Regions from separate parts of the Homo sapiens genome. Here all the other regions are linked to region 3. A link is a contact called in ENCODE Hi-C or POLR2A ChIA-PET data. All regions are on one chromosome and are shown on one strand. Each heading gives the region's core, a stretch centred on a gene start or an enhancer-like site at or near the end of the contact. The rest is flanking DNA. Distances are from core to core; before and after follow the strand shown. Region 1 overlaps SNRPF-DT (SNRPF divergent transcript). Region 2 overlaps ELK3 (ETS transcription factor ELK3). Region 3 holds the start of LINC02453 (long intergenic non-protein coding RNA 2453).

The links. Hi-C counts contacts between places; a loop is a spot of excess contacts on that map. ChIA-PET counts read pairs that join two places held with the same protein, here RNA polymerase II (POLR2A). Pooled maps may share reads with other maps.
Region 1: POLR2A ChIA-PET joins it to region 3 with 11 read pairs in A673. The contact joins the enhancer-like site here to the promoter of LINC02453 in region 3. POLR2A ChIA-PET finds 5 or more read pairs at or near these places in 2 of 52 experiments (A673 and Caco-2).
Region 2: a loop to region 3 is called in a pooled map, with 2.2 times the contacts of the local background. The contact joins the enhancer-like site here to the promoter of LINC02453 in region 3. A Hi-C loop is called at or near these places in 3 of 50 pooled maps.

Annotation. Positions count from the first base shown.
Region 1 is chr12:95,804,495-95,807,431 of GRCh38, forward strand. All of the region lies in intron 2 of SNRPF-DT (SNRPF divergent transcript), which reads right to left. All of the region lies in intron 1 of LINC02410 (long intergenic non-protein coding RNA 2410), which reads left to right. Among named protein-coding and RNA genes, the nearest start is that of LINC02410, 2.9 kb to the left of the region's middle. Within about 2 kb of position 1,522, at least 5 of the 41 ENCODE cell types and tissues checked have a DNase peak (open chromatin) inside an H3K27ac peak, as active enhancers do.
Region 2 is chr12:96,238,124-96,241,473 of GRCh38, forward strand. All of the region lies in intron 2 of ELK3 (ETS transcription factor ELK3), which reads left to right. Among named protein-coding and RNA genes, the nearest start is that of ELK3, 45 kb to the left of the region's middle. RefSeq lists an enhancer at 1-409. Within about 2 kb of position 1,713, at least 8 of the 41 ENCODE cell types and tissues checked have a DNase peak (open chromatin) inside an H3K27ac peak, as active enhancers do.
Region 3 is chr12:98,502,480-98,505,619 of GRCh38, forward strand. LINC02453 (long intergenic non-protein coding RNA 2453) reads right to left here and starts at 1,376. Exons shown (of 4, transcript NR_038383.1): 1 at 1,281-1,376; 2 at 104-133. It overlaps TRD-GTC1-1 (tRNA-Asp (anticodon GTC) 1-1), which reads left to right and starts at 1,024; the gene lies at 1,024-1,095. It overlaps TRW-CCA4-1 (tRNA-Trp (anticodon CCA) 4-1), which reads left to right and starts at 1,773; the gene lies at 1,773-1,844. RefSeq lists enhancers at 1,114-1,423, 1,434-1,733.

The sequences.
Region 1 (2,937 bases), core at 272-2,771, 2.7 Mb before region 3:
TGCAGCACGCAATCTTCAAGGCTGACTGTGGTAGCCCCGCCTCTGCATTTCACTTTTCCGTCTAATTAGGACTGTGGGGTCTCTCAAGCAATTAGTGATAATCTACTAATGCCTAACTCCAGAAACAACTCTAAATGTGTTTCAAAAAAATTTCTACTTTTGGCTGCAAGCAGAAAAAATATCATGTCTGGGAGATATGTTATGATAATACAGCTTTAATAGGCAACCTCATTCCATGCCAAATCAGTGTTGATACAATATTCTTTTGTTTAGTATTATGTAATTAAGTAAATTGTCACTTCTGTTTCTATAAACACAATTAGGACGAGGTAAAAAAATGGGAAGAGAGGGGAGGAATTCATTTTGGAGAAAGAATCAACATAAAAGTAATATAATTACAACTCTCATTAGTAGTAATAATAATACTTGTGATGAGATGATAATGGTAAGGTAGTAATGATCATCATGATCATCACCATCATAATGATGCTGATATGCCCATGAATCCAAGTTGTTCGGCTTAGTTCCAAGTTTAAGCTGCATTATAGTTTAGTTTCTGCCATAAAAATTTCTTCAAAGCAGAGAGGGAGAGGATTTCATAGCATAGCTTCTGCTTTCTCACTAACAAATGATATATGTCAAACTTACAGTGACACAAGATTGCCAATTATATTATAACTTTATAAACTCTCATCCCATGTACAAGCAAGGTCAAAAATTAATTTTATCCGATTGAAACCAGAAGCTTTCTTTAGAAAGGCAGGTCTTTAGTTAAATACTAAAAAGGGCAAAGACTATAGCCAGTTCATTTTTTAGCTGCATATCTAGAGTTTTAAGTTACATATATATAATATACATTATAGGTAATATGGAGAGACTATAGATAGACAGATAGATAGATAGATAGATAGATAGATAGATAGATAGATAGACACCTATATATAGTATATGTATTTGTGGAATATCTTATTCATTCAGTACTGGATAGCACAGGTCTAGACCTCACAGGGGGTAATACCACAAGGGGAATAATGTGTGCAAAGTGCAGAGTAAGTGCATGTAAATAGCTTGCACTAGCAGAAAAAAGCACTGCAAGGAGCCAAAAGAAGAATATAAATCAATCGTGATCCTGGTAGAATAAAGTTGAGATGCTCTGGCATATTTGCAAGTAATGATACTAGTGAAAGAGCTAAACAGAAGGCAAAAATAGAGACCACAGGTTATAAGAAAAAGTTATGCACAGTCAAGAGTTGGAAAGCAACTTAACTTAAAAAAAATAAAAACCATCTACCCTGGCAGTGTATAAGGCATACTAGGCTTGCTGCTAATACGAAGTAGCCAGGGATATTTGTCTTTCTATCACTGGTGCCAGGCACAGGGTAAGTTCTCAATATATATTTGTTCACAATGGAGGAAGAGTGATCGGTTAGATAGCTATGTGGCCTACTTAAAAATACCACACTTTGCCAACGTCACATGTGGTTCAAGAAAATCTGTTTCTGAGTTGTTTTTGTGGGTGTGGTTCACAGACAATATTGGTGACACATCAGGAAAGATGGCAAGCAGAACGAGAACTAGTGCTACAAAAAGTGATCTCACTGTAACAGCATGGGTGGGCCTGGAAGTCAGTTCTCATGCAACCCCATTAGTTCTAGAAAGTTCTCATATGACTAAGAAAAAGCTGACAGGAATCAAACAGATTTCATCATTAAGCAAACAGAAAACATCAAGTAAGTAAGGGAAAATGTCGAATGAGGTTAGGAGGAAACAATTTTAGATACTTTTATAGCCTCCGGCCTCTTTCATTCCCTTTCTCAATCAGCTCTCCTCCTATCCCAACCCATGACCCTCTCCTACCCTTACCCCAGGAACACTAACAGAGCAGGGATGTTTCTGTATAATCCATTCAAGAAATTGCACAAGATCACCTAAGAAGAGGCTGCTATAGTCTGAATGTTTGTGTTCCTCCAAAATTCATGTGTTGAAACCTAACCCCCAAGGTGATGGTATTAGGAGGTGGAAGGTGATTGAGTCACCTCATGAATGGGATTAGTGCCCTTAGTACTGGAGAAAGCCTGTTTGCCCTGTTCACACCCTTCTGCCATGGGAGGATTTCTTGAGAAGGTGTGATTTTTGAAGCAGAGAGGGGACCCTCACCAGACATCTAATCTGCTGCTGCCTTGATGGTGGACTTTTCAGCCTCCAGAACTATGAAGAATAAATTTCTGTTGTTTATAAATTACCTAGTGTAAGGTATTTTGTTATAGCAGCAGGAACAGGAACCTCTGCTTCTAAGACAGAGGCAGAGCCAGGATTTGAAAAATTAGATGCCAGAGCTCCTGGTCATTATTATTGTACTAAACCAGATCATGCAGTAGTAACACTACTGGCAGAAAGCAAAATGCCTTCAAAGCCATTTTCTTAAAATTCTGTCATGAAGCAGCAATTATCCTTCAACTCATTTTTTTTTTTTTTTTTTTTTTTGAGACGGAGTCCCACTCTGTCACCCAGGCTGGAGAGCAGTGGCATGATCTTGGCTCACTGCAACCTCTGCCTCCTGGGTTCAAGCAATTCTTCTGCCTCAGCCTCCTGAATAGCTGGGACTACAGGCATATGCCACCACGCCCGGCTAATTTTTGTAGTAGAGAAGGGGTTTCAATGCATTGACCAGGCTGGTCTTAAACTCCGGACCTTGTGATCCGCCTGCCTCGGCCTCCCAAAGTGCTGGGATTACAGGCGTGAGCCACTGCGCTCAGCCTCAACTCAGTCTTTAACCAAAGGTTGCAACTTTCTTTACCAGCAAAAGCCACCTAAAAATTTTAAAATCACCCACCAGTAAAAAACAAGAAAACAACCAAGATTCTGAACTCTCCAACAATGAAGAATAGAGGAGGGAGAGGGCAGGGTGAACATGTTACTCCCACTAAGCCTCATTCA
Region 2 (3,350 bases), core at 463-2,962, 2.3 Mb before region 3:
ACCCAAGAAATTTTCCTGGAAGGCAGAATAAAATGAAAAGTGTGATATAATGAGCAGTGTGTACGATTAGATTATTGCATGCTAAGCAAGATTCACTGGGTGAGGGTCATGTTGTAAGGACCTGTGTGAGTGAGGCACTGACTGCGTTGAGTCTTTAGAAAAAATTAGCCTATGGGGTATTTTTATTCCCATTTTAGGGGTGAGCAAACTGAGCCCCGTGTAGATGTTCAGTAACTTTCCCAAGGTCATAGTAAGCAGAGAGGCTGGAATTCAAACCCAGATCTGTTCACCCCAGCACTGGGTCCACATGACTTCTGGCCCGTCAAGGCTCCTGGCCTGTGCCCTTGTGTGAGCTGCTGCTGGGCACGGGCCTGGAGACAGCCGGGGGAGCTTGGCAGTGGGTGCCATCACCGGGCTGTATATGGTGGACACGAGCTTCCTGTTGTTTTCCTGTCACCCTCGTCCCTTGGATGGCATGCCACTTATAGTTTGGCTGCTCATGTCCAGTCTGCTGCACTGGGAGTGCTGGGTCCCCCGTGCCTCATGTTAGGGTGTCCCTCCAAAGCAGGCACCTTCTCTACCCTGTGGATTGGCAGAGGCAGTTCTATTTCTAGGTAATGAATGGACCTTACGGAAGATTGGTCTCTTCCGCCCGAAGAGCTAGAAATAACTGTTCTCAAGCAAGGCCCATGCTTTCTCAGCACAGAGCTGGTTTTCCCAGGCACTCTGCAGTTAACCCCACTATTACTCTGGAATGCAGAGACCCCTTGGCCCTGTCGGATTTACTTTAGTAGCAGCCTCTGCTTCCAAATGCAGCTGCTTTCTGGAAGAGGGTGTGGTAGTGGAACAGAAATGGCTTAGGTCTTGGCACTAGATACAATTGGGTTCAAACTTCGGCTCCACCAGTTACAAGCTGTGTGACCTTGGGCTAGTCAGCTTTTTAGTTCCTATTTCTTTCCCTTAAAAAGTCTTAATTTGACAAGTAATACATATCAAATATACATTCTTTAATGTGAAAATACACATAAGCAAAAAGAAATATGAAAAATCACTGTTAAATTTTAGTATACCTCTTTTAAGATTAATTTTTCTACCTCCTTTTATTTACACATATATGCATATATACAGTAGAAAACATATAAATATATATGCAATAGAACATTTTTAAAATAATGGAATTATTCATACTGTTTTTTTTCCCCACCTAATGTATATTTAAAGGTATGGGGAAGTGTTAGCAATGTCGTGTCCCCTGAAGTAGCTACGTGGTATTCCATTGTATGGCTCTCCCAATATTTAACCTACCCCCAGGTGGTGGACAGTTGGATATAACCTCACTGTCCAGGGGGACCTTGGCTTCTCCATCTCTGCAATGGGATAACAGTGCCCATCCTGCAAGGCAGCTGTGTGTGCTCAGCATGCAGCTGGCCCTCATAAATGCTGGCTTCTTTCCTTGTCCTTTCTCTGTACTGGTTCCTTTCACGTAGGGTATCTACCACGATAAAATGAGTGTGCCCCAAATAAATGCATTGTCTCGTGTGTCTGCTCAGCACCTGAACAGGTTCCTGCCTCGGGTCTTGCTGACAAGTGCGCAGGGCCAGCAGCTTCCCGTTGGCCTCTCCCAGGAACCCTGAGCAGAGGCCTGAGCCCAAGCAGACGCTGCAAGGCTGCTCTTCTCCCTCCCAGTCTGGGCAGCATGGTTTCTGCTCTGAGAAGCCGCCGGGAGCAGTTGAGATGAGCTGGGTGCCTGGTTAGTGTCTGCACCACCTTTCGGGGCCTGACATGTGGCGTCTCGCCTGTAGGCTGCGGCCAGCATCTAAGCGGAGCACTTGGATCTAGCAGTTATTCACATCTGCGGCTCCGTGTGTCCCCCTCCTAGAACCTCCCCACAACCCCCAAATTAATTGGATTGTGTAAGGTTTTCGTCACAGTGGATGTCAAGTGCTGGCCGTGTTAGGCACAATATAATATAAGCCTTGTATCTATTTCTTGTCTGAACCTAACTAAATAAAAACATCATGTTTCCCTGCTCAGTTGAGATATGTAAACCAGATGTAATTCTGCCTGCTGTGCAACTGATCATGTTACCCAGAACTTTGGACAAAGCTAGCAGAATATGCGCAGCCTTCTGTGAGGGTTAATTTTGTCTATTAAATTGTCATTAGGGCTGACACAGGGTGATATTTATGTTTTGTTCTGTTTTTGCTTAAATGGGAGTGTAAAAATGATGATAATACTAATAGCTAGTATATGTTATGGGGCTTGTCATGCGTGGATGCATCGGGCGTTCTGATAGAAGCTGTATATGGATGTCTCATTCAGTCCCATGAGGCAGATGGATCAGTCCCCATTTTATACATGAGAAGCTGAGGCATTGAACTCAGGCAGTGACTCTGGAGCCTCTCCTTTTAATCCCTGCAGCAGTCTTTGTGATAGGGTCAAGTGGGTATTTATTGGAAAGGTCCCCTGCTCTGTCCCCCTTACCCAGTGCAGGGGTTAAGAAGGGCCTGTTTGTTAGGAAAAGTCTTCAGCACAACCGATCCTGCTTGCTTACTGAGCTGCTGACATTCTCAGTTTTGAGAACGAGGTAGGAGAGTTGCAGAATCAGAGGGCAGGAGCGCTGTGTTTCCAGGGTGCCCTGAAATGGCAGAGGATCCAGGGGCCAGACCAGAATGACGAGGAACTCGCCACAGGCCTGGCTCCTCGCGGGGAGGAAAACGGAAGATCAGATAACAAGACTAAGCACGTGAACTCCAGATGCATAACCTTGGATCAAAATTGGGGTGCCAGACCAGAGTGGGTGGACAGACACATGCAGCAAATATTTGCCACGTAAATGGATGGGTGAAATTATGGCTCATTAAGCTCTCACGGGAGGTGTGAGGTTGTATGTAGCATGTGGAGTTTGCATATGGCCTCTAATATCTGCCTGGGAGTTTTCAGTTTAAAAATGCCAGCAAAGAAGAACAAGCAGGTATATGTATGGGATACACCCACAGGGAGCTTTAACCAGCCTAAGAATGAGCCGTGGAAAATTGTGTCTTTCATGCCTGTGGCTTTATGCCTGGGTCAGTTCTCCTTATAGTTGGTAATTCATTCAACAAACATTTAATTAACTCATTTAAATATAATCCTAATAACATCATCAAGAAGGTAAATCTAATTCCATATGCATCTTTTCATTACCTAGCACTGCATATGCTTTTTTTAAATTACAAAACTTATCGAAATATTTCTCATCTATCTACTATTTGAGATTATTTACACAGACTCCTTCCTCTTCAAAGGGCACAGTGGAGCGTTTGTGTGTGTGTGTGTGTGTGTGTGTGTGTGTGTACATATGTAAACAC
Region 3 (3,140 bases), core at 126-2,625:
ATTATCCGATTAGTGCACTTTCCTAACCCATATGTTTAATCAGTGGCACATCCTGGTTTTGAATTATTTAAACGCATTATTATTTAGCCATTCACATACTTACGTTTGTCACTTCCAGTTAAACTGTAGCCACCTACAGAGAGCGAAACAGAAGTCGGCTGATAAAATTTTGATAAAATTTCATTTGCCCGCAGCTGGTCATTTCATTGGGCGCTTTTGTGTTACAAAAGTGTGTGAATTGGCCGGGCGCGGTGGCTCACGCCTGTAAATCCCAGCACTTTGGGAGGCCGAGGCAGGTGGATCACTAAAGGTCACGAGTTCGAGACCAGTCTGGCCAACATGGTGAACCCTCCCCCCCCCCACACACACACACACACCCCGCGTCTCTAGTAAAATACAAAAATTAGCCAGGCATGGTGGTGCGCGCCTGTAATCCCAGCCACTCGAGAGGCTGAGGCGGGAGAATCACTTGAGCCTTGGAGGTGGAGGTTGTAGTGAGCCCAGATCGCAACACTGCACTCCAGCCTAGGGGACAGAGCGAGACTTCCTCTCAAAAAAAAAAGACTTATGAATTGTTTGAAGAGGCACGAGACCGTGGCAACCCTAACTGTCCCCGACATCTGGCAGCCATATGCTATCCTTGAACTTGAACTTCAGAGTGAAAGTATAAATTTGTAAGGGGAAGGCTCAGCCGCAAGTCACATACCAGTGGTCAGTTAAAAAAAAAAAACTCAGGACGGCAACCTAAATCATTTAGAACGCGTCAAGAGCCTCGGAAAAACTATTTTCACACACTTCTCTAGCACTAACATGGGAAGCGCGTTTCCTTCACATATTCCACACCTTTTATTCTTCCCACCAACATCAAGAATACAAAGCGCCCAGAGAGGACAATAAGCCTAAGCAGCGGCTCCAAGAGACCGGACTTTCGTACTTCCCGGGGGCAGGCGGAAGGTTACGGAGCGCTGGAAGGATCTTACTGCTCCTTGAAGGGCTGTCTGAGAAAATACACAGCCTAACGACTCCTCGTTAGTATAGTGGTTAGTATCCCCGCCTGTCACGCGGGAGACCGGGGTTCAATTCCCCGACGGGGAGGTGTGTAGCTGCACTTTTTTGGCGACAGTTATTATTTTCTGTATCATTCAATGACAGGACACTGCTGTTAAACATAATATGCTAAACCAGCTCCCTTAAGTGCACAACCCTGTCTTCAAAATGGTGACTTTTAACCTTAATGCCCACCATGAAGTGAAAGCCTCCCCTGAGAGAAAATGCCTTACATTGTTTGCAGGAAGGGAGGAAAGGGAAAAAGAAAACGCTCTGAAGGCCTCTGCCCTTGCCTCCAGCCGCCATCTTGCGAAGGCCTGCGCCGGCTTAGTGGCGCCCCGCCAGATTACAACTCGAGGTCGCGAACTCAGCGCGCGGAACCTGTTGGGGGAGGGGAGAGAGGGCGGAGTCTCGCGACTAACGGGGCGGGGGCAGGGCGGGTAAGAACGGAAATCATTTGGTAAAGAAAAGGAAGGGCCAATTTCCTTTGATCCTGGAGACCCGACTAAACGGGAAGCCCCGTTCTCCCGCTTCCGCTGGTTACGTCCCAGCCTTGGTTAGAGGACTAGCAGTCAGGAAAGTTTGGACGCTGAAGGAATCGGTCTCCTGGTCCGACAGATACTGGGTGGAGGGGCAGAGAGTAAATGGAAGAGAAAGACTGGTACCCCTGGAAGAAACGCCATTTACTGGTGTCCTAAGAAACTGCGCGAGCCACAGCCCAGCAGGACCTCGTGGCGCAACGGTAGCGCGTCTGACTCCAGATCAGAAGGCTGCGTGTTCGAATCACGTCGGGGTCAAACTTTTTTTTTTTCCTCCTGTATTTTAAACTACCGACTACTAGAAGCCGAGGTGTATTCCTGCCGCCAATTTTCTTGAATGTTAGAATTAAGTTTTCCTCTTTCAGGTATTATGATACTAATCCTTGGTTTGCAGGAAGATATGATTTACTCTATATCGAAGAGCCTCAAGGCTGATGTTTTTATCATTTGGCCTTTTAAAGTGAGTTTTTTTGTCACTTAACATGCATAATGTGTAAAGAGGTGGACTATTACTGCTGTGCATTAGTGGGTGTATCAGTCCACTAGTCTATCACAGGAAGTGTACAATATACTGTACAAGCTGTTTTTTCCAAACAGTTTTAGGCTGTTTGCCTTTTGAAAGAGAGTACAATAGTGTACAATTTCTAATTTTGAATATTATGCTAATCAAGTGTCTTAGCCCTTACCATGTGCCAACACTGTGAACAACCTCACAATGTGTGACTATTATCCCACTTTTACAAATGTGGCTGTGGCTCACAGGGTTAGTGACCTGCCAAGGGTCACCCAAGATTCTGAACCAGGTGAGGGACTCTGGATCCCTCTTTATAAATACTTTATAATAAAGGTGGAAACAAACAGTTGAAAGAATGTGTGACTGCCAGGCTCAGTGGCTTACACCTGTAATCCTAGCACTTTGGAAGGCCAAAGTGGGTGGATCACGAGGTCAGGAGTTCAAGACCAGCCTGACCAACATGGTGAAACCCCATTTCTACTGAAAATACAAAAATTAGCTGGGCATGGTGGGGTGCACCTGTAATCCCAGCTACTCCGGAGGCTGAGGCAGAAGAATTGATTGAACCCGGGAGGCGGAGGTTGCAGTGAGCCTGGGTGACCAAGCAAGACTCCTTCTGGAGGTGGGTGGCGGGGAGGAATGTGGGAAAAGCTGTTGGACTGGGCGCCTTTTATGTTTTCACCGATTATGCGAGTGATGACTAGTCACCACTTTTGACTATTAATCTCTTTAATAGCAGGAAGCAAAGCTTGCTCGTTCACATTTGCAAGCTCCAGGACTCTTAGTACTAAATAGTGCCCTACACGTAAGTGTCAAATATTTGTTGAACAGAAAATGAATAGCAAGACTATGAGAAATTAATAGTTTTAGATTTTGATGATATGTTTTGTAAAATTCCTGAGGTTTTCTGCTTAGTATTTTGAAAATACCAAACACTAATTTCTTTTGATTCAACCTAATGTAGCAGTATACCTGGAAATTATATTTGCACATGGTGTGGTTTGTTCTTCCCTCTCCTGTTTGGATTAAAATTAGATCAT